Linked DNA regions of Homo sapiens: all the other regions are linked to region 1. Evidence: read pairs that join two places in POLR2A ChIA-PET (ENCODE). Cell type or tissue: CD4-positive, alpha-beta T cell. All regions are shown on one strand. Each heading gives the region's core, and the rest is flanking DNA. Links, peaks and the distances in the headings are about the cores only.

Region 1 (10,985 bases), core at 1,995-6,994:
TACCTGGTTGTTAATTAGTATTAATTTCACTGAACTATATGAACATTAGCTATCCTCACTAGATGTTCTCAGGCCCAGAATGAACAACATGCTCAGTGGACCACTGGACCAGACACTTAGTTTTTAAGACATGGCAAAGACTTTCTCTCTGCTGCTCTTTCTGCAGATTCCAGTCTGGGACACCGGGAACCATGGTTTCCAGACTTTTGAGAACTGTCTCAATTTCAGATATTCCGTTTCTGGTCAAACCACAGCTTCTTGGAGACAAGGGACTGCCATGTCTCATATGTCACTGTGTATCTGTCTCCAACAGAGTGTTTGCATATTGTACATAATGGATTAATTGCATGTCTGCCAATACAGAAATAATCACCACAGTTATGAGAGACATTTAATAAAACCAGAGATGTTGGAGTGTCAGTGCAGACTTGCCATTAAGTAATTAACTGATATAATGAATAAACAGTTATTGAGCACCTACTCTGTGTCAGGCACTGTTGTAGATACTGGGGTTACAGAAGCAAATGAAACAGGCAAAAATTCTGCCCTGGTAGAGCTTAAGTGAGGGAAACAGATAAATAGGAAAACTAAATCGATTATGTGGCATATTAGATGGTAATAGAAAATATGGAGAAAAATACAATAGGGAAGTATTGCAGTGGGGTTGTTTGCAATTTTTGATAGGGTAGTCAGGGAAAGTGACATGTGAGCAGAAATGTGGAGGAATTATGCAGCGAGCCAGGCAGAGACCTGGGGAAGAGCCCTCCAGGCAAAGGTACTGCATGTGCAAAGGTCCTGAGGTGGGAGCATGCCTGGCACTTTCAAGGAAGAGCAAAGAGGTCAGGATGGCTTGAGTAGAGAAAACATGAGTGAGAGAAACAGGAGATAACCGGGGTCAGAACACGTAGGGCAAGCTTGTCCAACCCGCAGGTACCCACAGGCCTCATGCAGTCCAGGATGGCTTTAAATGCAGCCAACACAAATACGTAAACTTTCTTAAACCATCATGAGATTTTTTTTTCTTTTAGCTCATCAGCTATCATTAGAGTTAGTATATTTTATGTGTAGCCCAAGACAATTATTCTTCCAATGTGGCCCAGGGAAGCCAAAAGATTGGACACCCCTGATGTTGGGTTTCATAGGCCACTGTAAAGACTTCAGCTTTTATCTGAGTCAGAGTGGAAGGCACTGGAGAGTTTGATCAGAGGATAATAATGATGATAATATAGTCATGCATCATTTAACAACAGGGATACACTCTTGAAAATGCATTGGTAAGCAATTTTGTCCTTGTGTGAACATCATAGAGTGCACTTACACAAACCTAGATGGTATAGCCTACTACACACCTAGGCTATATGGTATAGCCTAGTTCTCCTAGGTACAAACCTGTACAGCATGTTACTATACTGAATACTCTAGGCAACTGTAACACAATGGTATTTGTGTATTTAAATGTAGGAAAAGTATAATAAAAATACAGTATAAAATATTAAAAATGGTACACCTATATAGGGCACTTACTGTAAAAGGCGCTTGCAGGACTGGACATTGCTTTGGGTGAGCGGATCTCAACTCATACCCCAGAATCCCTGCTTGTCTGTGCTCCCATAGTGTTTACACCCTGTAGCACTTTTTTCTATCTGTTATAATTACAGATTTGGCATTTATATCCTCTCTTAGCAGTGGTTTCCTTGAATGCAGGTGCCACATCTTGCTTTTCCTTGTAGTTCTCTGAGCTCCTAGCACAGGGAAAGGCACGTAGTAGGCATTCGTTGAATGAATGAGAGAAGGAGCTACAGTGGGAAGAACCTGGGTATTATGTCTGGAAAGACTCATTTTAGGGTCCAATCTCCACCACTTCTAATTGTCCACTTATTTGACGCTGGTTGTGCAAGTTGCTTAAACTTCACGAGCCTCACTTCTCTCATCTACAAAATGCAGATAGTAATACCTAGTGAGGCTTCAATGAGATAATGCATGTCAGCACTTGGTACACTGTTCACTCTCTTTCTCCTCCTCTTGAATGAGGGAAGACAGTGATTTCTGAGGAAGGGTTAGGTAGAGGAAGTGTTAAGCAGACCAGAGGGACACTTGACCACTCAGCACTAGAAAACTCTGAAGCCTGCCAGGTTTTTGGTGGGCCTCTCTCCACACCGTCTCTTCACCCATAGCTGGCTTTTTCTGAGAACAGGTACAGGAGCAGGTACAGACTCAGCTCAGAAATGGAAGGAAATTATCTTGACATAATAAAGGCTATAGCTAATAATCATACCCAGCGGTGAAAAACTGAAGGCTTTCTTTCAAGATCAGAAACAAGACAAGAATGTCCATTTTCTACATTTCTACTCAACATACTATGGGTAGTACTAGCCCAAACAATTAGGTAAGAAAAAGAAATAAAAGGCACTCAAATTAGAAAGGAAGAAAAAAATTATATATGTTTGCAAATAATATAATCTTATTTGTAGAAAATCTGAAATATTCCAGAAAAATAAAAAACTGTTAGAACTAATACATTTAGCAAAGTTGGAGGATACAAATTCAGCGCACAAAAATCAGTTGCATTTTTAAAGACTGACAATGAGTAATCTGAAAAAAGTTAATAAAACAATCCCATTTACAACAGCATCAAATAAATAAAATACTTATCCAAGAAAGTGAAAGGCATATAGTAAACTGTAAAACATTGCTAAATGAAATTAAATAAGACACAAACAGAAAGACATCTCATGTTCAGGGATTGGAAGCATTAAAATATCCATACTACACAAAGCAATATACAGATCCAATGCAATGCTTATCAAAGATTCCAATGTCATTGTTTATAGAAATAGAAAAAAAATACTAAAATCCATATAGAATCTCAAAAATAGCCAAAACATCTTGAGAAAGGAAAACAAGGCTGGAAGCCTCACACTTCCTGATTTTAAAGCATTACAGAGGTAGGGTAATTAAAACAGAATGTCACTGACATAAAGACAGACATATAGACCAATGGTACAGAATAAGGAGCCCAGAAATAAACTCTCATGTATATCATCAAATGATCTTTGACAAGAGTGTCAAGACAACACAATGGGGAAAGGATAGTTTCTCAACAAATGGAATTGGGAAAACCGGATATCCACCTGCAAAAGAATGAAATTGGACTCTTGACTGTACAAAAATTAACTGAAAATGTATTAAAGACCTAAATGTAAGACCTGAAGCTATAAAACTCTTAGGAGAAAATATAGGAGGAAATCTTCATGACATTGGATTTGGCAATGATGTCTAGTGTATGACACAAAAGCACAGGTGACAAAAGCAAAAATAGCAAGTGGGACTGCAAAAACTTCTGTGCAGGAAAGGAAACAATCAACAGAGTGGAAAGGCAACCTGCAGAATGGGAGCAAATATCTGTAAACCATAGATCTGATAAGGAGTTAATATCCAGAATATATAAAGAACTCCTACAACTCAACCACATAAAAATAAATAATTCGATTAAAAAATAGGCAGGCTGGGTACAGTGGCTCATGCCTGTAATCCCAGCACTTTGGGAGGTGGAGGCAGGCGGATCACCTGAGGTCAGGAGTTCGAGACCAGCCTGACCAACATGGAGAAACCCCGTCTCTACTAACAATACAAAATTAGCTGGGTGTGGTGGCGCATGCCTGTAATCCTAGCTACTCAGGAGGCTGAGGCGGGAGAATCGCTTGAACTCAGGAGGCAGAGGTTACAGTGAGCTGAGATTGTGCCATTGCACTCCAGCCTGGGCAACAAGAGTGAAACTCCGTCTCAAAAAAAAAAAAAAAAACCAAAAAAACAAATTAATTGCAGCTTTTGCCATTTTTTTTTAAATATGGAAACCACAATTACTTTTGCAGCAATCTAATAAAGTAGTCAAACTCCTAGAAACAGAAAGTGAATGGTGGTTAACAGGGGCTGGGGGAGAGGGGAATAGGAAGTTCTTTAATAGGTGTTTCTGTATGGGAAGATTAAAAAGTTCTGGAGATAGACCATGGTGATGATAGCACAACATGTGAATGTACTTACTGCCACTGAATGGTGCACTTAAAAATGGTTAAGATGGGTCCTGGGCAGGGTGGCCCACTCCAAGGCCTGGGTGCAGTGGGAGGGTCCTGACGTGGTGTCCCTAGAGGCCCTCCCTGCCCCTTTCTCCCCCTGAAAGGCGTGTGTCCCCTCTCTGTACCTCGCTGGAAGCCCAGCCGCTGGCGCAGCACGTGTTCCTGGCATACCAGGCTCACGTGCATGTTAGTGAGCCACAAGATGCAGGGATGGAGAAGAAAGCCTTCGCCTACCAGTAGCTGCCTGCTAGGCACCAGGGGATGGGCTGATTTGCTCCAGAATGAATCCACATCAGGAATAGCAGTTACAATTGAGGCCGCCACCTGATTAAGTCTGTAGTAATCTCTCATTCTCCAGATCTGCCTGTCTTCTGCAAAGGCCAAACAGGCCAAGTGAGGACACCTTGAGATGGTGGACCCCCGCCAGCTGGGAAGAGGACCCTCACCTGACCATGCTGATGCTCTGATTGCAGACTTCCAACCTCCAGAACTGTGAGAAAATAAATATTTGTTGCTTAAACCACACACAAAATGGGCTAAGATGGTGAATTTTATGTATATTTTCCCACAGATACACACATACACACAAGATATACTTGAACAACACCCGCGGGGATTCTGATTAATCTGGGGCTTGGGAAAATGCATTTCAAATATGCGACTGAGGTGGTTTTGATAGGGGTAAACAAGAAGTGAAAGAAACAGGAAGATGAACTGTTACCCGTAATGTGAGAAACCTATGAGGAAGCTGAACCACCCTGTGGGGTTCTGTCACTGGGAGTGACTTCCTGGTGTTCTGCTGAGCTACTCATTTTTCACTGTTTTGGTTATTGAGGTTGAACTGCTTGAATGAAAGGTGCGATACTGGGCTCTGGGTGGGGAGAGCAAAATCTGTTAATCTCAGGGGAGATGATCAAATACAAGAAGTGCAGAACTGAAGCTCTCAAAGGGACCTTGGTAACTTCTAGCAGCTCAGCTCTCCACTTCCTCCTCTGTGCAGTGGGAAAATGAAGCCCAGTTTACGTGTTGTTATTATAGAGACCAAATGAGATAAAAGGTGTGAAAGTGTTTTTTACTTTTTAATCAATTACTCAGTTTACTCATAGGGTGAGTGCTTAAATATGGGCTCCATAAAGGGTCAGGGCAAAAGTTCTCAACCCCGAGTACATATTAACATTACTTGAGGAGCTTTGAAAAATACCCAGATTGACCTCCTCCCCTCCACGATTCTCAGTCCACTGGTCTGGGGAGGGCACCGAGTTTGGGCATTTTTTAAAAATCTCTCAGGTTTTTCTACTGGCAGCCAGGCTTGAGCACTACCCCTCTATTAGTGGTGAATTCTAAGTGGTAAAACGGGAAAGGCTTAATCAAGAAGGACTTGTTTGAGCTAGACCTTATGTAAGATTTGAGGAATAATATTTTGGGACTAGGTAGTATATATACACACTATAAAATTTAGAAGTCTAAAAGGATTTATCATGAAAAGTGTATCTTCTCTGTCCTTCTCTCTGGAGGGGAGTCAGCAACTCTGACCAGCTCTCTTTATTTTTATTTTTTTGAGACAGGGCCTCACTCTGTCACCCAGGACCCAGGCTAGAGTGCAGTAGTGTGATCATAGCTCACTGTAGCCTCGACCTCCCAGGCTCAAGTGATCCTCCTGCCTCAGTCTCCCAAGTAGATGGGACTATGGGTGCACACCACCACGCCCGGATAATTAAAAAAACATTTTTTTTTTGTAGAGATAGGGTCTTCCTATGTTACCAAGGTTGGTCTCAAACTCCTGGGCACAATTGATCCTCCAGTCTCAGCCTCCCAAAGTTCTGGGATGACAGGCCTGAGCCACTGCGGGCGGCCTTGACCAGCTCTCGTTTATAATACTGGAGATACTCTTTACAGTTGCTATTAAGGATCTTGTCAGATTGGTCAGGGGAAAGGAGAGGAAAAGAGCAGGTGTCATTTTCTGTTCCACAACCTTCCACTAGGCACAGAATATCATTTGGATAGGTATAACTTGATTGAGGAAATCCATTTAAGAAAAAAATAGAAAGTTGATTTTCAGAATAGGGCTTTCTTCTTTCCCTCCTCCTCCTCCTCCTTTTCAGTTTCTTTCTTTCTTCCTGTCACAGTAAATTCTGAGCAGCTTGAATTTTTAAAATTTAACTTTTTATTCTGAGGTAATTGTAGATTCACATGCAGTTGGTAAGAAATAGTACCAAGAGATCCCATGTACATTTTGCTTAATTTTAATTCATTTTCATTCCAGTACTAATCAAGATATTTCAGATCAAACTCTCTAGTACTGTTTTGAAAAACTACAACCCAGAATTGAGAGTGAGGTTGCAGGAGAGGGCGGGGCTGTGGAGGAACAACGTGTTTTCGTGTTTTCGGTCTTCCCTCATTGTTTCTGGGAAATCACAACTAACATGCAATGTGCCCGTGGCACAGTCCCAGCTGGGGACTAATTAAGACTCTCTGGCAACAGATGCTGTCCGCTCGTTTATATTAATAATGTCCTCCTTTGTGTGCTGGACATGCCAGGGCAAAGGAGGCCAGCTCGGGGAGAGGCTCTCTACCAAAGTGGAACCAGCAGTTTCTACCTGGGTCCTGACTCCAAGTCAGAATATGAGAAAACACTGCACTTGCCCATTCCAGATCCTGCCTTCCTGGTCTCCAGACTCAGGGAAACTAACAGATGGAGGCAGCAAGCCATTCCTGACTCTCAGGTGTCCACGCTGACTCTGAATGGTTACTGGATTCCTGGATAGCACAAGCCCTCTGTCAAACGTGATTCACAAACACAGATCACATGATGACAGAGTAACTGCGGTCCTTCTCTGCCTCTTCCTTTTTGTACTGCATTGGCAGGAAGGAACACCTGGTCAGAAGCAGGTGGCTGGAAGAAAGAGGTTTTAATCTTTTTCCAGTCCAACTCATCTTCCACAGCAGTCACCTGCATACTGTGTAACAAGTGGCCAATGCATTGAAAATGCAAACCATCAGGCCTGAGATTTTATGGGTAAGAAGGTTGCTGGATTATGCATTTCCCCGCTATGGACGTTTTGGCCCAGTATTTCGTTCTTATGCTTATGTCATTTGTGTTAATATAATACATCTGGATATAATAATACTTGGTATTTTTTTGTCGTGTGTTTTTTGTTTTGTTTTGTTTTTTGTTTGTTTGTTTTTGTTTGAGACAGAGTGTTGCTCTGCCACCCAGGCTGGAGTGCAGTGGCGTGATCTTGGGTCACTGCAACCTCCGCCTCCTGGGTCCAAGCAATTTTCCTGCCTCAGTCTCCTGAGTAGCTGGGATTACAGGCACACACCACCACGCCCAGCTAATTTTTGTATTTTTAGTAGAGACGGGGTTTCATCATGTTGGCCAGGCTGGTCTCCAACTCCTGACCTCAAGTTACCTGCCCGCCTTGGCCTCCCAAAGTGCTGGGATTACAGGTGTGAGCCACTACACCTGGCCTATGTGGTGCTTTTGGTAAGGGATCTGGTACCAACACGTTAGGCTTCATCACATTTGTTAAGGTATTTAAAATATACAACGGAAGAAAGAGTAGAACCCGACCACTAATAAACATGATCCCAGGCTTCTATAATCATGTGAAGTAGAACACTATGCACACATATGAAATTTAGGCACGCTCTTTTCTAAACTGATGATAACTACCATTTGTTAATATATTCTGGGCAGAATGTTAATGTTTTGCATGACTTCATTTAACCCTTACAACAAGTCTATGATATATGCTGTTATTATGTCCATTTTATTGTTGGAGCAACCGATGCCTGCAAAGGTGAAGTTATTGCTCAAGGTCCACATGGCTGGTGGGTGAGGCAGGGTTTGGACCCAAATCTGTCTGGCACTGAAGCAGGGACTCTTTGTCTGTGTTATATATACAGCTAGTGAAGCCTTTGGACCTCTTCTCAGAATACTATTTTCAAATGCAAAAAATAAAATACACAGTACAAAGAAAAGCAATTCTCTGTCACCCAGGCTGGCATGCAGCAGTACGATCTCGGCTCACTGCAACCTCCACCTCCCAGGTTCAAGCAGTTTTTCTGCTTCAGCCTCCTGAGTAGCTGGGACTACGTGCATGTGCCACCACGCCTGGCTCATTTTTGTATTTTTGGTAGAGAAGGGGTTTCTCCATGTTGGGTAGGCAGGTCTCAAACTCCTGGCCTCAAGTGACCCACCCGCCTCGGCCTCCCAAAGTGCTGGGATTACAGGCATGAGCCATGACACCTGGCCTTGAAATACCGAAGTATAGTTTTCAACTGCGGTAGGCAGCCTCAAAGGTGGTCCCTACTCATGGTATTTATTCCTTCATGTAATCTCCTCCCTTTGAGTTGGGGCTGGACCTAGTGACTCACTTCTGATGAACAGAGTATGGGAGAAATGATGGTATGCCACTTCTGAGATTAGGTTCCAGAGAGATTGTGGCTTCTTGAATGCTTTCTCTTGCTCTCTCTTGAGTTGTTCCCACTTGAAGAAGCCAGCTGCCACGTCCTAAGGTAGCTGTAAGGTGGAGAGGTCCATGTGTCTAAGACCTGAGGCCTTCCAACAACCACGTGAGGGAGCTTGGAAGCAGCCCCCACTTTGTGCGGTCTTAGAGAACAGAGGCCCTGGCTGACACCTTGTTACGGCCACGTGACACAACTGGACCCAAAACCACCTGGCTAAGCTGCACCTGCCTTCCAAACCCACAGATAACAAATGTTTGCTGTTTTTAATCACTTGTGAAGTAATTTGCTATGCAGCAATAAATAATATGTCAACCTATTAAAATAAAATAAATTTGGGATATATATGTGGTCTCAGTGAGAAGGCATGTCTGAAATATAGGCAAATTAAAGTTAGATTTTTATATTTTAAGACATATTGGCATGAAGGCTATTGTTCCTTGGCTTGAATAAGAAGATTAGAAAGTGCGACAAACTTTGTCAAGTGTAATAACCACATTTTCTAGTTTCTGTATTTGATATTTGACATCTGGGGCCTTGTGACCCTAGAGAGACTGCCATTCCCAGGGCTAGTCAATACCTAGAGATAATAAATGCTTCACCCACCTGGGAGCGTGCATTTCATATGCAAACCAGCTAGTCCAGAGCTCATACCCAAATCACCTTCTTTTTTTGAGACAGGGTCTCACTCTGTTGCCCAGGCTGGAGTGCAGTGGAGTGATTTAAGTTCACTGCACGCCTGGCTAATTTCTGTATTTTTAGTAGAGACGGGGTATTGCCATGGTGCCCAGGCTGGTCTTGAACTCCTGGAGCTCAACTGATCTGCCTGCCCCGGCCTCCCAAAGTGCTGGCATTACAGGTGTGCACCACTGTGCCCGGCTTCAATCATGTCCTTTATTGTTTTCTTACACTCTAGGCCACTGTCTGCCTGGCCTAATCACCCCAGGGCCTGCTACCTGGCCCCTGACAACTAGAGACACTCCCTCCACCCCAGAGCCCGCTGAAATTATTCAAGCCAGCCAATGTGAGGCCTACTTACCCTGCTGCCCACTCTGTTCCTTCTCGAGGAGACCAAAAAAGGCTCTTGCCCATATATTCCCGTCTCTGCCTCCTGACTGACCCCAGTGTTCTACATGTCACATCCCTCAGCCCCATGGCATGGTGCATCCCCTTCTCTTGGGATCTGTGAATATAACCAACTGTCTTGTCAATGGCAGTCATCTCCTGATCTGTTGGCCTTGCAATACCTAAATAATATGAAAACCTACATTTTAAAACAACAATGCAATATGCATGTCTTCGTAGACATTGTCTATTTTATTTTTTGTTTTGATAATTACAAGTGTTAAAGATCTTGTTTCACAAAGATATTTTGTTGCAAATGAAATGACAGCTTTCATATCTGATTTTTCAAGGCTTCTCTCAAGGAACACCAGAATTATCTAAGACTTTTAAAGTTCGACTCCAATTTTCTCTTTTTTGTAACAAAAGTCTTGCTCTGTCACCCAGACTGGTGTGCCGTGGTACGATCTCGGCTCACTGCAACCTCCGCCTCCCGGGTTCAAGAAATTCTCCTATCTCAGCCTCCTGAATACCTGGGATTATAGGCACGTGCCACCATGCCTGGCTAATTTTTGTATTTTTAGTAGACATGGGGTTTCACCATGTTGGCCAGGCTAGTCTCGAACCAATACAACTTATATTAAAAAGGATATGACTGTGAATTTATGGTTCAGCTTTGATGCCATTATGACAGAAATAGTTGTTGAAAGAGTTTTAAGTGTCTCTAGATGTACTTAGCTTTCTCTTCTTAAATAAATGGACAGAGAACTTTGTAGACATGGAATTACGGAGAAACAATGTATATCTCTGAATGAGCAATACAGAACACGGGAGAAATAGGCTGATAATTGCTCAATAGCACTGATTATAAGAAGACTGTGTACCTATCAGGGGTCTAAAAACTTCAATAATTTTGAAGTAGTAGTGAGTGAAATGATATTTCAAGGCATGTCTAACAATTGAATTGGCTCTAAAAATATCTGTGATTTCTACTAGTGGAAAGTCATGAGTTTTGTTAAAACTACTGGAGTTTCTTGCCTACACTCATAATTAAGCAAAATGCTAAATTTTATTTTAAGGTTAGTGAAAACAAAGATATATTACTCCCCCAACCAAGGTTCTGGATCCAGTTTGGAACACTGTTCTAGAGCTTAATTCTCAGCCACTGCCATACTCCCTTTTCCATGGTCAGGAACAAAGGCGGCCGTGAACTCTGAGTTTAGTTCTCATTGTTAGAAGTACCTAAGCATGGTAATCCCCAAGGTAATAGACCACAAGTCTATTCCCAGCAAAGGATTACAATTAAGGGAAATGTAGGTATGTTCCCAAACTTGTGGCTTTTCTAATGGTTTTAGTGCATGCCAGAGAGTGATCATGCCA
Region 2 (10,985 bases), core at 525-5,524, 130 kb before region 1:
AACAGTGAAACAGTTTAAAAGTTAATTGTTATTCGTGCTGCAAACGTAGAAAATCACCTAATTGCAATGGCTGAGAAATAACCAGACTTTCAGATGGACAGCAGGTACTTACGAAATTTGTAGACCACAACCACTCCCCAAATACAAGTACTGTGAGTGTTTTGAAGATCATAGAAGTGAAAACACAGGCCAAAAATACAAGAAATCTCTTATGCCAAATTATTTAATCATGTATGGCTTCTGCCCCTTTACACATAATGCCAACTCGATATGCTATGTATTTCATCTTCGCATTATTTTCAATACTGAAGGTAAATTTAGATCTCTCTTTTTTTCTTAGTCTGGCTAAAAGCTTGTCAATTTTGCTTAACTTTTCAAAAAACCAACTTTTTGTTTCATTGATTTTTGTATTGTTTACTTCATTTTAATTTCATTTATTTCTGTTCTGATCTTTATTATTTCTTCTACTAATTTTGGATTTGGTTTGCTCTTGTTTTCCTAATTCTTTAAGATGCATCATTAGATTGTTTATTTAATGTAGGCACTATAAGTTTCCCTCTTTTTTGATGTAGGCACTATAACGATAAGCTTCCCTCTTAGTACTGCTTTTGCTGTATCCCATAGATTTTGGTATGTTGTGCTCCCATTAGCATTTGTTCCAAGAAATTTTTAAATTTCTTATTAAAATGATCCATCCTTGAGAATGATCCATATGCTGAGGAAAAGCATGTGTATTCCACAGCCATTGGATGAAATGTTCCGTAATTATCTACTGGATCCATTTGGTCTATTGTGCAGATTAAGTCTGATGTTTCTTTATTGATTTTTCTGCCTGGAAGATCCATCCAGTGCTGAAAGTGGGGTGTCGAAGTCTCCAGCTATTATTGTATTGGGGCCTAACTCTCTCTTTAGCTCTTTTTTTTGTTTTGTTTTGTTTTGAGATGGAGCCTGGCTCTGTTGCCCAGGGTGGAGTGCAGTGGTATGATCTTGGCTCACTGCAACCTCCGCCTCCCAGGTTCAAGCTATTCTCCTGCCTCAGCCTCCCAAGTAGCTGGGATTACAGACATGTGCCACCATACCCGGCTAATTTTGTATTTTTAGTAGAGATAGGGTTTCTCCATCTTGGTCAAGCTGGTCTCGAACTCCCAACCTCAGGTGATCCACCTGCCTTGGCCTCCCCAAAGTGCTGGGATTATAGGCATGAGCCACTGCGCCTGGCCTTTTTTATTTTTTTAAGGAGGGGGGGGGTCTCACTACATTGTCTAGGCTAGACTCAAACTCCTGGGCTCAAGTGATCCTTCTGCCTCGACCTCCTGAAATGCTGTGATTACAGGCATGAGCCACCATGACTGGCCCTGACTGTGTATTTTCAAATAGCCTGTCTTCAGGCTCACTAATTCTTTCTTCTGCTTGATCAATTCTGCTACTGAAAGCCTCTAATGCATTGTTCAGTATGCCAATTGCATTTTTAGCTCTGGAATCTCAGTTTGATTCTTTTTATTTTAATCTTTTTGTTAAATGTATCTGATATAATTTTGAATTCCTTCTCTGTGTTATCTTGAATTTCTTGAGTTTCCTCAACACAGCTATTTTGAATTCTCTGCCTGAAAGGTCACACATCTCTGTTTCTCCAGGATTGGTCCCTGGTGGCTCATTTAGTTCATTTGGGAGGTCATGTTTTCCTGGATGGTGTTGATGTTAGTAAATGTTCTTCAGTGTCTGGGCATTGAAGAGTGAAGTATTTATTGTAGTCTTCACTGTCTAGGCTTATTTGTACCCATCCCTCTTAGAAAGGCTTTCCAGATATTTGAAAGTACTTGGATATTGTGATGTAAGCTGTATCTGATTTAGAGAGCACCCCAATCCCAGTAACACTGTTTTCTTGCAGACTCATGGAGGTACTACCTTGATGGTCTTGGAAAAGATCCAGAAGAATTCTCTGCATTATCAGGCAGAGAGACTCCTGTTCCATTCTGTTACTTTCTTCCAAGCAAAAAGAGTCTCACTCTCCTTGTTCTGAGCCACATAAAGCCGGCGGTGGAGTGACACAAGCATCCCTGTGGCCACCACCACTATGACTGCATTGGGTCAGACCTGAAGCCAGCACAGCAGTGGGGCTTGCCAAGGCTGGCTGTAACCACTTCCTGGCTACTGCCTATGTTTGCTGAAGGCCCTGGGGCTCTACAATTAGCTGGTGGCAAAGCCGGCCAGGCCTGTGTCCTTCCCTTCAGAGCCGTGAGGTCCCCCAGGCCCCAGGTGAGTCCAGAGGTGCCTTTTGGGAATCAGGGACTAGAGTAAAAAAACTTGGAAGTCTAGCTGGTGTTCTATTGTACTGTGGCTGAGCTGGTATTCAGACCACCAGATGCAGTCCTTCCCACTCTTCCTTTCCCTTCCCAAATGCAGAGGAGCCTCACCCCATAGCCACTGTCAACCCAGGCCACGAGGAGTACTGCCAGGCTACCTCCAATATTCCCTTAAGCATCGAGGTATCTTAAGTCAAGCTTGTGTTGAATGCTTCCTGCCTTGGGACTCGCCCTTCAGGGCAATGGGTTCCCCTCTGGCCTGGGGCAGGTGCAGAAATGGTGTCCAACAGTCAAGTCCTGGAATCGGAGACCTCAAGAGCCCACTTGGTGCTTTACCCCACTGTGGCTGTGCTGGTACCTAAGGTGCAAGACAAAGCCCTCTTTACTTTTCCTTCTGCTTTTCTCAAACAGAAGGAGTTTTGCCTTGTTGCCACCACAGCTAGTAATGTGCTGAGTCTCACCTGAAGCCAGCAAGTCTCAGAGGCTCAACCAAGGGCCTTGACATAGTACCTAAATGTAACTGCTGGTTATTCAGGGTCCTGCCAACCTTCAGTTAGCAGGTGATGAATGCTGCCAGGACTGAGTCCTTTTCTTCAAGGTAGTGGGTTTCCTTCTGACCCATGGTGTGTCTAGAAATGTCATCTGGGAACTAGGGCCTGGAATGGGGGCCTCACGACTCTTCCCAGTCCCCTATTCTGCCGCAGCTGAACTGGTATCCAAGATGCAAGATGAAGTCCTCCCCACTCTTCTTTCTCCTCTCCACAAGCAGAAGGAAAGGGTCTCCTTTGGAGCCACGGGCTGTGCAGCCTGGAGTTAGGGAAGGGGTGACGCCAGCACGCCCTTGGCTGCCTTAGCTGGTGTCTCAGTATGTCACCTGCCCTCCCAGTTAACTGCCTCTGGGCCTAGTTCAGCACTAGAACTCGCCTGAGATCTGCAGTCTTCATGGCCTGGGCTGCCTTTCAAGTTTACTTGGAGACCCAGACTGTAGCCCTCGGTGGTGAGGTTTGCAGGAACTCAAGTTTAGACCACTGGGATCAGTGATTCCCCTCTGGGTAGGGCTGTTATTAAATGCTCCCTCCATGGGCAGGCGTCAGCTGAGTTGGGTGTGGTTTTCCTTCCTGCCGTAACAGGACAGCACTGAGTTCAGTGCATCACAGTTGCTGTGTTCTCCCTCCCGTGCACGCAGAGATATCCTCAGTACCACAACACAGCTGCAGGGGCAGAGGGGCGTCAGTGATTCAGGACTGTTTTTGCTATTTCTTCGGTGTCTCTTTCAGCATTATAAAGTTAAGAGCAGGTACTATGAGTGCTCACCTGATTTTTAACACCTCATGAAGTTGTTAAATTGGTGTCCTTGTGGAGGGGGATGATAGCTGCAGTCTTCTATTCCTCCATTTTTCTCTGTCTCCTCATTTTTTTTTTTTTTTTTTTGGAGACGGAGTCTTGCTCTGTCACCCAGGCTGGAGTGCAATGGCACGATCTCGGCTCACTGCAGCCTCCGCCTCCAGGTTCAAGCGATTCTCCTGCCTCAGACTCCTGAGTAGCTGGGACTACAGGTGCTACCATGAACAGCTAAATTTAATTTTTTTAATTATTATATATTGTGGGCGAAGGATTACCTAGGTGCCGAGGCAAGAGACTAAAGGCACAAACTGTTTCAGTATAATAAAGAAAATAGAATAAGAATAGTCATAATACAAATTAGATATAGAGATGATCGTGGACAATTATCAATCATTATTATAAACATTATTAATCATTAGCTTTTAATATTACTCTTTGTTGCATTACTAATATAACCTAGGAATAACCAGCGGGTATAGGGTCAGGTGCTGAAAGCACATTGTGACAAGTTACCTAGAAGGCAAGAGCTGAGCCTTCTGTCACGCCCGCATAAGGGCCGCTTGAGGGCTCCTTGGTCAAGCGGTAATGCCAGTGTCTGGGAAGACACCCACGACGTAGCAGACCGCAAAAGGGAGTCTCCTTTCCTTGGTGGAGTCAGGGAACACTCTGCTCCACCAGCTTCTTGTGGGAGGCTGGATGTTATCCAGGCCTGCCCACAGTTATCCGGAGGCCTAAACCCCTCCCTGTGGTGCTGTGCTTCAGTGGTCACGCTCCTTGTCCACTTTCATGCTCCTCCAGCACTCCTGGTTCCTCTTTGAAGTTCGTAGTAGATAACGGTAGAAGAAATAGTGAAAGGCTTAAAGTCTTTGACCTTTCTTATAAGTGCATAGAAGAAAACGCTGATGTATGCCACCTTCTCTCTGCTTCAGCTACCTAAAAGGGAAGGGCCCCCTGTCCTATGATCACATGACTTGCTTCAACTTGTCAATCACTTAGAAGATTCACCCTCCTTACCCTGCCCCCTGGTCTTGTATGCAATAAATATCAGCGTGCCCAGCCATTCGGGACCACTACCTGTCTCCGTGTCTTAATGGTAGTGGTCCCCTGGGCCCAGCTGTTTTCTCTTTATCTCTTTGTCCTGTGTCTTTATTTATTACAATCTCTCATCTCCGTACATGGCGAGAACACCTGCTAAGCCCCGTAGGCCTCAACTCTACAATATATTTATTTTATATTGCCCAGGTTAGTCCCTAACTCCTGGGTTCAAGTGATCCTCCCACCTCGACCTCCCAAAGTGCTATAATTACAGGTATGAGCCACACCACACCCGGCCAATAATACACGTATCTTTGCAAGCATAAACATTCAGGTATCCTAACAACAGTCTCATAAGTATAAGAGTTATGAGTAGATGAACTGTATTCATAAAGAAATAGGCCAAAAAGTAAAATGTATTAACATATATGATTGGTAATTGTGTGCACTCAACTTTATAACTGTGGTCATCTGAAATACCAAGATGGACAATATAAGTCTTTTGACAAAATCAATAAAAATCCGCAGTGAGTTACCACCACACATGCAGTTGCCCAAAAAGCCAAGATCTCAAAATATTTTATCTTTCACAAATATGGATGTACAAAAAGAAGATATTTTATTGAGGAAGTTGCAATGTTTTTACATACATGCACAATGCTTACACAAATTCAGCTTCGTGATAATGCACTTTCATGGAGTCAAATTTGCAAAAATGCATAAAATGAATTAGAACTTTCTAAACATCTTTATACAATTTATACCTTCAGTATTAAAAATGGACTGAGGAGGCCGGGCACAGTGGCTCACACCTGTAATCCCTGACTTTGAGAGGCTGAAGTGGGCGGATCACTTGAGGTTAGGAGTTGGAGACCTGCCTGGCCAACATAGTGAAACCCTGTCTGTAGTAAAAATACAAAAATTAACACTTGAGCCCAGGAGGCGGAGGTTGGAGTGAGCTGAGATTGTACCACTGCACTCCAGCCTGGGTGACAAAGTGAGACCCTGTCTCAATAAAAAATAAAAATAAAAAAAGTATGTTATTATTTCCTGTTTTATTGTCTAAAATGGTCTATGAAGTGCTCTGTTGTGTTTTTATGTTTCTCAAATCTCCTTTAAAAAATATAAATAAAGAATTTTAAAGAATTTTTAAAATTATTTTGTCAAGAATTATATTTTCAGGATTTTAATCATTTGGGATTGGAATTTTGGGGATTTTGGACTTCAGGGATTTTGATCTTTCAGGATTTCATCATTTGGGATTATAACATTCAAGATTGTGTCTTTTGGGATTATGGCCCAAACCCATGCAATGGGCCAGTTCTTTGAAAGGAATAGTGTTCCATAACTCACACAAGGAGAAATAGAAAATTTGAATAGGCCTATACCTGTTAAACTAAATCAATAACTAATAACCTTCTATAATAGAAAGCACCAGGCTTAGATGGGTTCACTGATGATTGATCAAACATTTAAGAAATAAATCTTTGACCCAGAAATATTTCCTTAAAATTTTTTTTCTAAGAAAGAAATCATACCAATTCTCTACAATAGCTTCCAAAAAAATAGAAGCTAAGGGAACACACCCTAACTGACTCTAGGAGACCAGCATTACTCTAATACTAAAATCAGATAAAGACATGACAAGAAAGGGAAAACTACAGTCTCTCATAAACATAGATGCAAAAATCCTTAACAAAATATTAGCAAATCAAATGCAATAATGTGTAAAAAGAATGATATATTATGACCAAGTGGGATTTATTCCAGGTATGCAAGACTGATTCAACATTTGAAAATCAATTAATGTAACCCATCATATCAACATACTAAAGAGGAAAAAATCATGATTGTATTAATAGGTACAGAAAAAGCATTTGACAAAATCCAACACTCATTCAAGATAAAAATGCTCAGTAGGCCAGGTATGCATGTAATCCCAGCACTTTTGGAGGCCAAGGCAGGAGGATCACTTGAGCTCGGGAGTTTGAGACCAGCCTGGGCAACAAAACAAGACCCCGTCTCTAATTAAAAAAAAAAAAAAAAAAGGCTGGGTGCGGTGGCTCACGCCTGTAATCCCAGCCCTTTGGGAGGCCAAGGTGAGTGGATCACGAGGTCAGGAGATCAAGACCATCCTGGCTAACACAGTGAAACCCCGTCTCTACTAAAAATACAAAAAAATTAGCCGGGCGTGGTGGCAGGCGCCTGTAGTCCCAGCTACTCAGGAGGCTGAGGCAGGAGAATGACGTGAACCTGGGAGGCAGAGCTTGCAGTGAGCTGAGACCGCGCCACTGCCCTCCAGCCCGGGCGACAGAGCAAGACTCCATTTCAAAAAAAAAAAAAATGCTCAGTATACTTGAAATAGAGGGGATCTTCATCAATCATATACAGAATATCTACAAAAAACCTACATCATACTTAATGATGAGAGACTATATGATTTTCCCCTAGGTCAGGAACAAGGCAAAGATGTTTACTCTCATGTTCCTATTTAATATCATACCAGAATCCTAGCTAATAAGACCAGATAAGGAAATGTAGCTTTATACAGATTGGGAAGGAGGAATAAAACTGTCTTTGTTCACAGTCAACATGATTGTCTATATAGAAACACATACAAAAAGTCTCCTGAAACTAATAAGCAGTTATGGCAAGGTCACAGGATATAAGGTTAATGTACAAAAGTCAATTGCTTTCCTATATACCAGCAATGAACAATTGGAATTTGAAATTTTAAAAAAGTATGTATGTTGAAGGCAGGGAAGATTGGGAATTTTATGAGTGAAGAATTGGCAGGAGAGTGGGCTAAAGAGGTAAAATGAGGCTACACTGTGAAGAACCAAGGAAAATACTGGGGTCTGTTTGTTTTAGAAAATTCACAATTTGGCTGGGCGCAGTGGCTCATGCCTGTAATCCCAGCACTTTGGGAGGCCGAGGCAGGTGGATCACCTGAGGTCAGGAGTTCAAGACCAGCCTGACCAACATGGAGAAACCGTGTCTGTACCAAAAATACAAAATTAACTGGGGTGGTGGCACATGCCTGTATTCCCAGCTACTCAGGAGGCTGAGGCAGGAGAATTGCTTGAACCCGGGAGGTGGAGGTTGCAGTGAGCAGAGATCACGCCATTGCACTCCAGCCTGGGCAACAAGAGCGAAACTATGTCTCAAAAAAAAAAAAAAAAAAAAAAAAAAAAAAAAAAAAAACAGAAAGAAAGAAAAAGAAAAAGAAAAGAACAAAAAATTCACAATTTAACTCATGGTACACAGTGTATAGGATGGACTGGAGAGAAGGCAAGGGAAGCTGGAGTTTCTAGAGGCAGGAAGGTTAGTTTAGAGGGTATGAACATGATTTGCCAAAGAGGTAATAAGGTTTGGACTACATTTATGTCAGCAAAGAGGAGAGGACAGATTAATTCATTCAATAAGTGATTGAGTAGATACCTACTGGTGTCAGGCATTGTTCTAGGCACTGGGAATACAGCAGCAAACAAAATGATTGAGTAGATACCTACTGGTGTCAGGCATTGTTCTAGGCACTGGGAATACAGCAGCAAACAAAATAGATCACCCCTTGGGGCTTTCAAGTGGAGTATCGGTGACAGAGTGGGTGTCTGATTGGATATCGGGGAAAAGGAGAAAGGTGCGATGAGGCAATTCAGGGGTCATTGGTACCTGGATTTTTCACCTTGAACAACTAAGTGATATCATTGGACTTGTTGGGTAGACAAGGTCTAGGGGACATCCAGATGGACTCATTTTCACAGCTAGCAAGAGAGACATTCTGAAGATCAATAGTAAGGGAGAAACTGGAAGTACAGACTTTGGGGTCCTAAGAGGCAGTTAGAACCATGGGAGTAGATGATGCTATCTAGGAACGTGAGATGTGAAAGGAGTGGACTCAAGCTAGAACCCTGCAAAGCACCCACAGCTATAGGGTAAGTGGAGGAAAGGGCAGAGTGCTTGAATTTGTTGAGTGCCTACTAAGTTCCAGGTGCTTTGACATTTTGTCTCACTGAGATTTCACAATAAGTGTATAAGATAAATAGTTTTGCCTCTTACTTCCCCCACCCCAACAAATGAAATGGAATCAGAAGTGTAGGAGGAGAACTAGGGGAAATTAGGAAGTGAGATTTTCATCAGGGCAAAATGATGCTGACGGATCAAATGGGACAAGAAATGTGAAAAAAATCATTTTACACTTTTATCCATCTATTGATGGATAAAATTTAACCAAAATTGAGTCACTGAATTTGATCATTGATCAAATTTTTCTTACTCTGATAAGAGTTTTCAGAAAACTCTGATCAGAGTTTTCTTACTCTGATATCTCATATTCAAAAGGGAAAGAAAATCAACAACACAATAAACAACCTCCTGAGGAATGCAGTGTAAAAGCAAGGCTTGGTGTGTTGTTTCGCAAAAAATCTTGCTTTGTCAGCATTAATACTAACAGATAACATGAGAAGAGGCAAAAGTGTTGGCTAAATGTACCATAACTGCCTGGGAATAGTTATCTGTAGTCTATTTTTTTTTTTTCTCATCTAAAGTTCTTAGATGAAAGAGAGCTGGGTTACTGTGAACCAAAATCTCCTGCTAAGAAACCAAAGTATGGTGCAGTGGCTCACACCTGTAATTCCAGCACCTTGGGAGGCTGAGATGAGAGGCTTGCTAGAGGCCCGGAGTTCAAGACCAGCCTGGGCAACATAGAAAGACCCCCAACTCTAGGCTGGACGCGGTGGCTCATGCCTGTAATCCCAGCATTTTGTGATGCCGAGGCAGGTGGATCACGAGGTCAGGAGTTCGAGACCAGCCTGACCAAGATGGTGAAACCCCGTCTCTACTAAAAATACAAAAATTAGCTGGGCATGGTGGCGGGAACCTGTAATCCCAGCTACTCGGGAGACTGAGGCAGCAGAATCGCTTGTATCCAGGAGGTGGAGGTTGCAGTGAGCTGAGATCACGCCACTGCACTCCAGCCTGGGCAACAGAGCGAGACTCTATCTCAAAAAAAAAAAAAAAAAAAGAAAGAAAGATCCCCCAACTCTATTAAAAAAAAAAAAAAAGAAAAAGGAAATCAAAGTATAAGAACAAAATTATGAGACTGACCCTTGGAACTAACTAGTGAAAAAGACATTTTAAGGAGAGCAAAGAAGCATGAAGAATCTTATCAGTAAAATATTTCATTTGGTTTATATTTCAAATGTAATTTAAAAAGTTTATAAGCCAGGAAATTCGAATTCGATAATATGAAAGCAAGGAGAAACTAAGTTGCACCATTTAGCTAAGTTCAGGGACAACATTCATTTATAATAAATCAAAAATTTGATTTTTTTCATGCCATCAGTTGTACTTAAGCATATCCATCATATTTCAGTTGCAAAAGATGGTGAAGAACTCAAGCTGAAGAGGTGTCTGCTGAATTTTGTTGCTTCGGTAAGAGCTTTTCACCTATAAAGGACACACAAGAGTTTTGAATTTTCTTAAGGTACTTTTATAATTTTTAATAAACTTTTAATTGCAGAATCATTTTTGATTGACGGAAAAGTTGCAAAGATAGTACAGCGAGCTCTCATGTATCTGGCACCCAATTTTCCTGTTGGTTAACATCTTACATTACCATGGGAGGTTTGTCAAAACTAATGAACCCATACTGATGCATTACTACTAATCAAAGCCCATACTACCTTCAGATTACTCAGTTTTTACCTACTTTAATTTTCTGTTCCAGCATCTCATCCAGCATACCACATTACATTTAATTGTCATCTTCTCTTAGGCTCCTCTAAACTGTGACTGTTTCTCAGCCTTTCCTTGTTTTTGATGACCCTGACAGTTTTCAGGAGGAGTAGTCAGGTATTTTGTGGAATGTGCCTCAGTTTAGGTTTGTCTGATGTTTTTCTCATGGTTAGACTGGAGTTAAGAGGTTTTGGGGAGAAGACCACAAAGGTAAAGTGCCATTCTCATCACATCAAATCAGGGGTGCAAACTATCAATATGACTTATTACCAATGATGGTGACGTTGATTACCTGGCTCAGGTCATTGTGTCAGGTTTCTCCATTGTGGAGTTACTCCATACAGTATAGAGAGTGCACTTGCATGCTGTACTTTTCATGCTGTACTTTTTGGAAGGAAGTCACTATGCAAACCCCCACTTCAGGGTGGGGAATCATGCCGCTCTCCTTGAGGAAGGAGTATCTACCTAAATATTTGGAGTTCCATATGGGAGATGTGTCTCTTCTCCCATACAGAAATTCTCCTGCCACTTCTTTGCTCTCAAAATTCCCAGTTTTCCCTGCTTTCA
Region 3 (10,985 bases), core at 4,911-9,910, 140 kb before region 1:
TCTCAGACTCCCAAGTAGCTGGTACTACAAGTACACATCACCACGCCTGGCTAATTTTTTTGTTTGTTTGTTTTCCCCCGAGACGGACTGTAGCTCTGTTGCCCAGGCTGGAGTGCAGTGCTGCAATCTCGGTTCACTGCAACCTCTACCTCCCAGGTTCAGGCGATTCTCCTACCTCAGCCTACTGAGTAGCTGAGATTACAGCACCACGCCCAGCTAATTTTTGTATTTTTAGTAGAGGAACTGTGTTGGCCAGGCTGGTCTCAAATTCCTGACCTTATGATCCACCTGCCTCAGACTCCCAAAGTGCTGGGATTACAAGTGTGAGTCACCACGCCCAGCCCTTTTTTTTTTTTTTTTTTTTAAAGAAACAGGGTCTTGCTATGTTGCCCAGGCTAGTCTTGAACTCCTGGTCCCAAGTGATCCTCCTGCTTCGGCCTCCCAAAGTGCTGGGACTACAGGCATGAGTCATTGTGCCTGGCATGGCAATGAAATTTTAATTAGAATTTTCTAACAATTCCTTTACTTGTACACATTCAATACACAGTAAAGGAAGAACAATTTGGGAGTCAAGGTTTAAGTTACCATTAAAAGAGACTTTCTTCTTGAGGCTTTAAGGTATGATCTCTTGCTGAGACTATTGGAGGTGAATATATTTTTAACAATAAATGCTAGTCACAATCTGTTCAGGACTGATAGGATTGATTGTGAAGATGGTCAAAATTAATAAATGACCAGGTCACAATCCAGTTTGCTTATGCACAGTAAACATTAAGTATGTCTTCAGGAGTTAGGTAGTAGACCTTTTGCTTTCTTTTAATTGTCTTTTAAACCCTTTCAATTTCTTTTTGAATTTCACCATCTACCTTTCAATTTTTAAAGAGTTTCTGGGGTAGCAAATACTGTGGAAATTGAAATAAAATAAGAAAAACTAGTTTGTTTGGGTTTTTTTGAGGTATGGATCCTAGTAAGAAGAAAAATTGATAGTTTGCTTTTGAGCAGAGGAGAAAATGATAGTTATATTCTTGTCCAAAATCTCACAAGAAAAACAGATCCCAGTTAACTTAAAATAATGGCTTATGTACAGCAAGAATTGGGAAATAGCCAGATTTACAAGATTTACTCTTCTAGTGGCAGATTAATGTATATGTAAAGTTTAGTGATGGTAGTTAAACCAGAAGCTTTCTGTTCTCTTTTCATATGTGAATAACTAAAAGATATGATAAAGTTTCTGAGAGTTTTTTTTTCCCCCAATAGGCGGAAAAGATAGCATCTCAAATGATAACCGAAGGACGTATGAATGGATTTATTGACCAGATTGATGGAATAGTTCATTTTGAAAGTAAGAGGTTTTGTGTATTTCTGTCATAATGAAATAGCAGTGAACTGTTATATTTGTGATTAAAACATGTTGGACAGTTTCCTTTGACTCAGAATCTTACTACTGGAATGAGCTTATTTCCCAAAGAAATAATTTAAAATAATTTTTAAGAAGTTATATTCATGAGGCTGGGCATGGCGGCTCATGCCTGTAATCCCAGCACTTTGGGAGGCCAAGAAAGGTGGATCACTTGAGGTCAGGAGTTTGAGATCAGCCTGGCCAACACGGTGAAACCCTGCCTCTACTAAAAATATAAAAATTAGCCAGGTGTGGTGACAGGCACCTGTAGTCCCAGCTACTCAGGAGGCTGAGGCAGGAGAATCACTTAAACCTAGGAGGCAGAAGTTGCAGTGAGCCGAAATTGCAGCACTGCACTCCAACCTGGGTGACAAAGCGAGACTCTGTCTCAAAAAAAAAAAAAAAAATTATATTCATGAATCTACTTACTGCAGGATTTTCTATGTTAAGGAAAAATTTGAAACTCAAATTGTTGTATCAGTTCATTCATTTATGCATCAAATATTTATTGACCACATACCATGTATCAGGCATATGGAAATGACAGTTGCATTTCCTATTCAGCAACTCATTAAACTAATGGAGGCAGACAGGTAAGTGGATCCCTTGACTTTTTCATTGTCTAATACCTTCCCAGCTCCTTATTCCCACCTCATTTACACCCTGGACCTTGCTGTACCCAGAACTTTTCCACTTGCAAAATTTTTATTTGAAATATCTCACTCTGGCCATAACCTTTTTCTTGTTTCTCTAGTGGTCTGTGGTCTGTCTCCGTTACTCTCAGTTCAATTCTTCCTTGACCTTATTGGAGTTTCTGGTCCATTGACTCTTCTGTTTTCTTCCAGTTAGCATAATCTTTTTTGTGCTGGAGAAGAGTCGGGCATCAGACAGGCTGATACCTCTCTAAATTCGAGGTCACAGGTCCTCAGCACTACATAGGATTCATGGTACATTTCTGTAGTCCACTCTTTTTCCTCCTTTGCAATGACTATTTCAGGTTTGGTTTTTCTTAAATCTCTGACTTTTCTCCCCATTTATTCTCAGTAGAAAACCTTGTTTCCTATTTCAAAGGGGAAAAAAGCCATCAGTATGAAATATTTTAATTTCCTTTTTTAGTTATTTTTTTCTCTCATTCAATTTGAAATTTTAACTTCTTTATCAGATGTAGAAACACTTTAATTTTAGATATAGATGTGAATCTTTTTCTTCCTTCGTGTTTTACTGCAGATGGTTTTCGTCACCCTGTCTGGTTGTTCCACTTGGGCTTTGGACCTTTTCTCTGATCCTTTCCCTTTCCCCTCCCACCAAAAAACACTGGTTTAGGAACCTGAGGTTAGCAGTTATTTTTGTCTGATTTTATCCTTTTTTTCCTACTGGCTTCTTTCCATCAATATTTACACATCCTCAGGACTCCTCCATTTTAATGAAAATCCTTTTATCTTCCAAATCTCATCTTGACTTTTCAACATATCAAATAGTGTTGATCTCTCACTACTTTTTGAACCTTCACCCCACCACCACAGCTTGACTTTTGTCATCTCTTCCATCCGATTCTACTTTTCCTCTTATATCTCCAGCTATCCTTCATAGTCATCTTTGTAGAATCTGTAGTACCTTTAAGTTTAAATACTAGTTACTTAGGGCTTAATCCTAGACCTTTCCCCACTTATGCTACTGAGTTTCCATGGGTAATCTCATCTATTTCCTTTGATTCAGTTACTGTCTCTGCATAGACAATGCCTACATTTACCTTTCTAGAGTGATTCTAAGTCCCAGCCCCATGGTTCTAGTTTACTACTAAGGTGTTTCTACCTGATTGCTTCATGGGCATCTTAGCATGAACATATCAAAAACTGAATTTATTATCTTCCCTTCTTGTGTGTCCCCCACGACTAACCAGCCAGCCATCCCAAAACTGTATTGTTAGCTTTCTCCAATACTCCTTATCCTTGGGCTCAAACCATCCTCCCACCTCAACCTCCAAAATCCCTGAAGTGCTGGGACTATAGGTGTGAGCCACTGTATTGGGTCCTTTTCTTCATTTCTTACTATCACCAACCTATTCTGAACCCTACTATTATAACCTCTTCAGGTGTTGAGAAATAACCTCTTTCTTTCCTTCTCATATCTACAATTGCTCCTTTCTAGTTCAGTTCCCTAGTACAGCTGGAGTGATTATTTTCTTTTAAAAAATGCAAGCATAAAAAAGAAATAAACAAATAGTTAAATCATGTTATTCTTTTGTTTACACTGTAATGAATGTCTTCCCCATTGCTTGTAGAACAAAGTTCTACAAAGTCTCCCAAAAGCTGGTCCTGGTCCTTTCTAGCTTTCTCTTGCATAAGTCTTCTTTTTATTTTTTTCAGCATTGCAAATTCTTCCCCCTATCAAACATTCTGAAATATTTACCCCTTTCCAGCCATCTTCTCTTTGTCCCATGTCTCAATTTGAATATCCTTAATCAGTAATGATTTTCCTGACTTTCCAGATTAGATATGGCTTTAAATTATATATTCTCATGTCAGCCTGAATTTCTTCCTAGAATTTATTTTAGTTATTTTCAGTTGTGTAACTATTTGTCTAAATGTCTGTTTCTGTTTCCAAGTTAAGCTTCCTGGTGATAGGTATTAAGTCTGTCTTATTTTCCATGGTACATCCAACATCTGTTCCAGTGTCTGGCACATTGTAAATGAGAAATAAGTGTTGAATAAACAAACACAGCATATGATGAGTAATATAGCATTTCCCCTTCTGTGCATTAATGTTGCTTGTCTATTTCCTCCCTTCCCTCACAACTCTCCTTCTGGCCTTCCAGTATCAATTTGCTGTAGCTTTTGTTATAATGATTTTTTTTTCTTAAGAGACAACTCGCTGTGTTGCCCAGGCTGAGGTGCAGTGGTATGATCATAGCTCACTGTTGCCTCAAACTCCTGAGCTCAAGCTGTCCTCCTGCTTCAGCCTCCCTAGTAGCTAGGAAGGACTACAGGTGTACACACCGCACCTGGCTAGTTGTTTTTCTTCTTGAGATGGGGTCTTGTGGTGTTGCCTAGGCTGGTCTTGAGCTCCTGGCCTCAAGTGATCCTCCTGCCTCAGCCTTCCAAACTGCTAGGATTATAGGTATGAGCTATTGTGCCTGGCTTTTTTTTTTTTGAGATGGGAGTCTTGCTCTGTTGCCAGACTGGAGTGCAGTGGCGCAATCTCGGCTCACTGCAACCTCCACCTCTTGGGTTCAAGGGATTCCCCTGCCTCAGCCTCCTGAATAGCTGGGACTACAGGCACACGCCACCATACCCAGCTAATTTTTTGTATTTTAATAGAGACGGGGTTTCACCATGTTGGCCAGGATGGTCTTGATCTCATGACCTCGTGATCCGCCCGCCTCGGCCTCCCAAAGTGCTGGGATTACAGACGTGAGCTACCGCTCCTGGCTGCCTGGCTGATAATTTTAACTTTATCTGTAATATGTGTCACAAATATTTTTTTCCATTCTGTCAGGTTTTCTTTTTCTTTTTCTTTTTGAGATGGAGTTTCTTTCGCTCTTGTTGCCCAGGCTGGAGTGCGATGGCTCAATCTCGGTTGACCACAACCTCCACCTCCTGGGTCCAAGCGATTCTCCTGCCTCAGCCTCCCAAGTAGCTGGGACTACAGGCACGCACCACCACGCTCATGCACCACCATGCCCGGCTAATTTTGTATTTTTAGTAGAGACAGGGTTTCTCTATATTGGTCAGCCTGGTCTTGAACTCCCAACCTCAGGTGATCAGCCTGCCTCAGCCTCCCAAAGTGCTGGGATTACAGGCATGAGCCACTGCACTGCACCCGGCCGAATTCTGTCAGGTTTTCTTCTGGAAGACAATACATAACATAAACACATTTTTAAATTTTTTTGCACTCAAATAGGTCAATGTTTTATTTTATGGCTTTTGAATTTCCTGTATTGATTAGGAAAGACTCTTCTACCTTGGAATAAAACTAGTGTTTTCCTAAATTTTTCTAATATTATTTTACATTTAGGAATTTAATCCATCTACAGTTCATTTTTGTGGATAATTTTAGGTTATGGTCTAGTTGTTTTTTTCTAGGTGAATAGCCAATTATCCAAGTATCATTTATTAAATAAAACATCCTTTCTGATTAAATTGTGATCTTTGACATATCTGATTAGGTTCCACATATATGTTTGCATCTATTTCTGTACTCTGGTTCCACTGATCTGCAATAATATGGTAATAAACAAATTTATAATAAATTTTAGTATTGGTAAAGCAACTCCTGCTTCCCACTCCTTTTTTTTTGTTAAATTGAAATTCACATGGGCTGGGCACAGTGGCTTATGATTGTGACCCCAATGCTTTGGGAGGTTGAGGTGGAAGAATTGCTTGAGCTCAAGAGTTCAAGTCTAGCCTAGGCAACATAACGAGACCCCATTTCTACAGGATAAAAGAAAAAAAGAAGGAAATTCACCTAACAGAACAGTAGCCATTTTAAAGTAAACAATTCAATGGCCTGTAGTATATTTACAATGTTGTACAACCTCTATCTCTGTCTAGTTTCACGACATTTTCATCTTTCCAAAGGAAGCCCTTGCCCTTTAAGCAGTTACTCTCCATTCCTTCCTTCCCCCAGCTTCTGGCAACCACCAATCCATCTTCTGTCTCTGGATTTACCTAGTCTGGATAGTTCATATAAATGGAATCATACAATATGTGACATGTGACCTTTTGGCTGATTCCACTCAGCATAGTATCTTTAGGGTTCATCCATGTCATGGCAGGTAATCAGTGCTTCATTCATTTTTATAGCCGAATAGCATTTCATTGGATGTATATACCTCAATTCCACCACTGGTTTTCATTTTCAGAATTATCTTGGCCATTCTCAAACACCAATTTTTTTATGTTAACTTTAATAATTTTGGCCTGGTTAGAAAGCAAAATAGAAAAAAAAAGGGGGATTGTCTTTGGGATTTCTTTAAATTTATTTATTAAAGGAGAAGGATTGATATTTTTATGTTATTGTATATTTCCACCTGGGAATGTGATTTGTGTCTACTCAAGTTATCTTTTGCCCTTTATTAAGATTTTATAGGTTGCGGCTGGGCGTAGTGGCTCACGCCTGTAATCCCAGCACTTTGGGAGGCTGAGGCGGGCGGATCACGAGGTCAAGAGATTGAGACCATCCTGGCCAACCAACATGGTGAAACCCCGTCTCTACTAAAAATACAAAAATTAGCTGGGCGTAGTGGTGCATGCCTGTAGTCCCAGCTACTTGGGAGGCTGAAGCAGGAGAATCCCTTGAACCTGGGAGGTGGAGGTTGCAGTGAGCTGATATCGCGCCACTGCACTCCAGCCCAGATGACAGAGTGAGACTCCGTCTCAAAAAAAAAAAAAGATTTTATAGGTTGCTTTTTCACTAAATATGTGCCCTTTTTTGTAAATTTTGGTACTGTTTTGAATGGGACATTCCTCTCAATTTTTTATTTCTAACTATATAGTGTTGGTAAGAGAAAACCCTGGTGGATTCAAGATGACTTTTTTTGAGGGATTTAAATGGTATGATATTTATCCTTCAGTCAAGTACAGATTTGAATGTGTAAACAGACTTGCTTTCCCCAGTAGGTGGCAGTGTCTTAGGAATCTGCAAGCCTTGGTGATGAAAAGACAGCCTCAGTCTTTTTTTGTTGTGGTTGAGGTTGTTGGGTTAGTCGGTTTTATTTCGTTTTCACTAGTAGTAGTAATAACATGCATCTGTATGTATTTGTTTTATACCTTGTGCCAGTAATTTGGGTACTTTTGAAATGCTAGAAATTTAAAAAAAGAAAAAACACTTTTCTTAACTGCTGTTTAAATAGCTTAGTTTTATTAGCCAAGATTTTTTAGAGGTTTTTTTTTTTTTTTTTGGAGATGGAGTTTCACTCTTGTCGCCCAGGCTGGAGTGCAGTGGTACGATCTTGGCTCACTGCAACCTCTACCTCCTGGGTTCAAGTGATTCTCCTGTCTCAGCCTCCCGAGTAGCTGGTATTACAGGCGCCCGCCACCACGCCCGGCTAATTTTTGTATTTTTACTTTTCTTTTTTTTTTTTTAATTCTTTAATCTTTGTATTTTTAGTAGAGACACGGTTTTGCCATGTTGGCCGGGCTGGTCTCAAACTCCTGACCTCAGGTGATCTGCCTGCCTCGGCCTCCCAAAATGCTGGGGTTACAGGCGTGAGCCACCATGCCTGGCCTGAGTTTTAGACTTTTAAAAGCTAATAGAAGTATTGGCTGGACGCGGTGGCTCATGCCTGTAATCCCAGCACTTTGGCAGGCCAAGGCGGGTGGATCATGAGGTCAGGAGTTCAAGACCAGCCTGGCCAAGGTGGTGAAACCCCATCTCTACTAGAAATACAGAAATTAGTCACGGTGGCAGGTGCCTGTAATCTCAGCTGCTTGGGAGGCTGAGTCAGGAGAATCGCTTGAACTCAGGAGGTGGAGGTTGCAGTGAGCCGAGATCCTGCCACTGCAGTCTAGCCTGAGTGACAGAGCAAGACTCCATCTCAAAAAAGAAAAGTATTTATTGTTTTTATTTTTTTTGAATAGCTTTTTTCTGTTTTTTAGGTATTTAAAAGGAACATGCCTCTTCCAAGAATAGGCATGTAAAAAGTATATATCTTTTAACTCACAGTTGCTGTGAATACAAAGGAATAATTTTAATTTTGTACATTTTTTTTCCCCTTAGCACGAGAAGCCCTGCCAACGTGGGATAAGCAGATCCAATCACTTTGTTTCCAAGTGAATAACCTTTTGGAGAAAATTAGTCAAACAGCACCAGAATGGACAGCACAAGCCATGGAAGCCCAGATGGCTCAGTGAATCCTTGCAGAACTTCTGTGCACATGACATCTTTTTCCATGTTGTGCAGATCAGTTTCACTATCTCCAAAGCATTTGCATCATGACCTTATACATTTCAATCCCTTTTATGCTGGATTCCGTTTAAAGAAGACATTATTAGAGCAGGAAGTACAAGCATTTAAAATATGTAGTTCCCATATATTTCAGGGTCTCTGTGTATTAAGCTAACTCAGATGTTTTGAAAGCTTTTTCTTTAAACAGAGGTGAAATATCTGTGGCTAAAAAGTTTGAGATTTGTGATAACTTTGTAGTCATGTAAAACTTAAGTGCTTCATGCCTCTCCAAATGTGGTTATTCTAATAAATGGAGAAATGAGCCAAATAAAAGTAGTACTTTGTTTTTAGTTAGCGAAGAGTATTTTGTTCCCTTTTCCTTCGGTTCAGCAGACATTGATTTATGCCCTATGCTAGAAATACAAAGATGAGTCATAATGCCTGTTCTCCAGGCATCCAAAGAGTCAAAGAGCCAAGAGACAGTAAGTTTAATACTTGTATTTGCTCCAGCTACTAGAGCACACAGAGAGTAGCTCTTCAGTTAGGAGAGAGAAGTCAGGGAAGGCCTCCACAGAGGGTTATTTTAGCTGAGCTTTATAGAAAAACATGGGGAAAGGACTTGAAAAAGTATGTAGGTGACTTTTAGTATCAGCTCCAACATGTAAAGAGCTTGGAAGTCATCACATCCCTCCTCACAGCAAAAACAAACAAAAAACTGTACAGATTGGAATATCAATGGCTTTTCTTAGATCCATGGAAGAATTAAAGTCATAGGACAAACCACCACTCAAAACCCTGGAGAGACAGGCAAATACAGAGAATCACAATTGGGATCAGCTTACTGGGAGAAGAGGCTGCTGGTCAGTGACTGCTAGGAACACTAAAATGGTAATTATTTAGATATTTTCTTAAATGGTAAAAATAAATATATATAAAAAAGTAAAATGGTAACAATGACAGCTACAGTAAACCTCAAATACAGCCCAGCTCCTATCCAAATTAATATAAAGCCTCATATTAAAAGCCTAGTTACTGGCTGGGTGCGGTGGCTCATGCCTGTAATCCCAGCACTTTGAGAGGCTGAGGTGGGCGGATCACTGACACCAGGAGTTCAAAACCAGCCTGGGCAACATGGCAAAACCCCGTCTCTACTAAAAACAGAAAAATTAGCCAGGTGTGGTGGTGCACGCCTGTAATCCAGCTATTTGGGAGGCTGAGGCAGGAGAATCACTTGAACCTGGGAGGCAGAGGTTGCAGTGAGCCGAGATTGTGCCACTGCATTCCAGTCATGGACACAGAGCAAGACTGTCTCAAAAAAAAAAAAAAAAAAGCCTCATTACCTATTACTTGATGCATCATGTGTGGCTTTCAACCAAAAAATTATAAAGCATGCTAAAAGGTTAGAAAAAACACAATCTGAAGAGCTATACCAGCAACTGAACCAGACTAAGATATGGCAGGAGTGCTGGAATGATCAGACCAGGAAATTAAAACAACTATGATTAACATGCTGAGGACTCTAATGGAAAAAAATAGACAAGTTCAAGAACAGATCGGTAATATAAGCAGAGAGATGGGAACTCTAAAGATTTGAAATGCTAGAAATAAAGAAAAAAACACTCTCACAGAAATGAATGCCTTTGATGGGCTTATCATTAGTCTACTTGGCCAAGGAAAGAAACAGCCTGATAATATGTCAATAGAAACTTCCTAAACTGAAATGCAAAGAGAAAAAGGAATGAAAAAAAAAAAATTGGGACAGAATATCCAAGAACTGGAGAACAATATAAAAGGTGTCACATGTGGTCAGGCGCGGTGGCTCACGCCTGTAATCCCAGCACTTTGGGAGGCCGAGGCGGGCACATCACAAGGTCAGGAGATTGAGACCAGCCTGGTTAACACGGTGAAACACCGTCTCAACTAAAAAATACAAAAAATTAGCCAGTGGTGGTGGGTGCCTATAGTCCCAGCTACTTGGTAGGCTGAGGCAGGAGAATGGCGTGAACCCGGGAGGCAGAGCTTGCAGTGAGCTGGTATCACGCCACTGCACTCCAGCCTGGGCGACAGAGCGAGACTCTGTCGTGTCACATGTGTAATGGGGATACCAGAAGGAAAAGAAAGAGGAAGAGAAGAAATATTTGAAATAGGCCGGGCACGGTGGCTCACACCTGTAATCCCAGCACTTTGGGAGGCCGAGGTGGGCGGATCACGAGGTCAGGAGATCTGGCTAACATGGTGAAACCCCGTCTCTACTAAAAATACAAAAAATTAGCCAGGAGTGGTGGCAGGCGCCTGTAGTCCCAGCTACTCGGGAGGCTGAGGCAAGAGAATGGCATGAACCCGGGAGGCAGAGCTTGCAGTGAGCCGAGAGCACGCCACTGAACTCCAGCCTGGGCAACAGAGGGAGACTCCTTCTCAAAAAAAAAAAAAAAAAAAAAAAAATTTGAAATAATGTTTAAGAATTTTCTGAAATGAATAATAGACACTAAACCACAGATCCAGGAAGCTAAGAAAAGGCCAAGCAGAATAACTACCAAAAAATTGACACCTAGATGTATATCTAAACTGTAGAAAACCAAAAACATAAAATCTTGAAAGAAGCCAGAAGAAAAAAACACATATAGAGAAACATGAATAACATTGGATTTCTTGTCAGAAATCATGCAAGCAAGAGCCAGAATGGAAATATTTATGATGTTAA

What was found. Peaks named below come from ENCODE experiments on the same cell type or tissue, not always from the same donor. Only the 100,000 strongest peaks of a DNase experiment are listed, where the experiment ranks them.
Region 2: POLR2A ChIA-PET joins it to region 1 with 13 read pairs; 10 of 35 experiments call an interaction of 5 or more read pairs at or near these places.
Region 3: POLR2A ChIA-PET joins it to region 1 with 10 read pairs; 10 of 35 experiments call an interaction of 5 or more read pairs at or near these places.

What each region holds. Positions count from the first base shown.
Region 1 is chr4:83,213,005-83,223,989 of GRCh38, forward strand. No RefSeq gene overlaps it. Among named protein-coding and RNA genes, the nearest start is that of COQ2, 66 kb to the right of the region's middle. RefSeq lists enhancers at 4,004-4,073, 6,531-6,790, 8,500-8,599. In CD4-positive, alpha-beta T cell, for the core only: no CTCF peak of the experiment used is centred there; DNase peaks (open chromatin) are centred at 4,247, 4,847, 6,447 and 6,887; H3K4me3 peaks cover 1,266 bases; H3K27ac peaks cover 3,198 bases.
Region 2 is chr4:83,080,842-83,091,826 of GRCh38, forward strand. It overlaps PLAC8 (placenta associated 8), which reads right to left. Exons shown (of 5, transcript NM_016619.3): 5 at 9,207-10,130. Among named protein-coding and RNA genes, the nearest start is that of PLAC8, 28 kb to the right of the region's middle. RefSeq lists an enhancer at 3,512-3,561. In CD4-positive, alpha-beta T cell, for the core only: a CTCF peak has its summit at 3,584; a DNase peak (open chromatin) is centred at 3,460; H3K27ac peaks cover 1,687 bases.
Region 3 is chr4:83,067,181-83,078,165 of GRCh38, forward strand. It overlaps COPS4 (COP9 signalosome subunit 4), which reads left to right. Exons shown (of 10, transcript NM_016129.3): 9 at 1,258-1,342; 10 at 8,117-8,638. The coding sequence ends at 8,250. Among named protein-coding and RNA genes, the nearest start is that of COPS4, 37 kb to the left of the region's middle. In CD4-positive, alpha-beta T cell, for the core only: a CTCF peak has its summit at 6,996 (motif pointing right); a DNase peak (open chromatin) is centred at 7,041; H3K4me3 peaks cover 306 bases.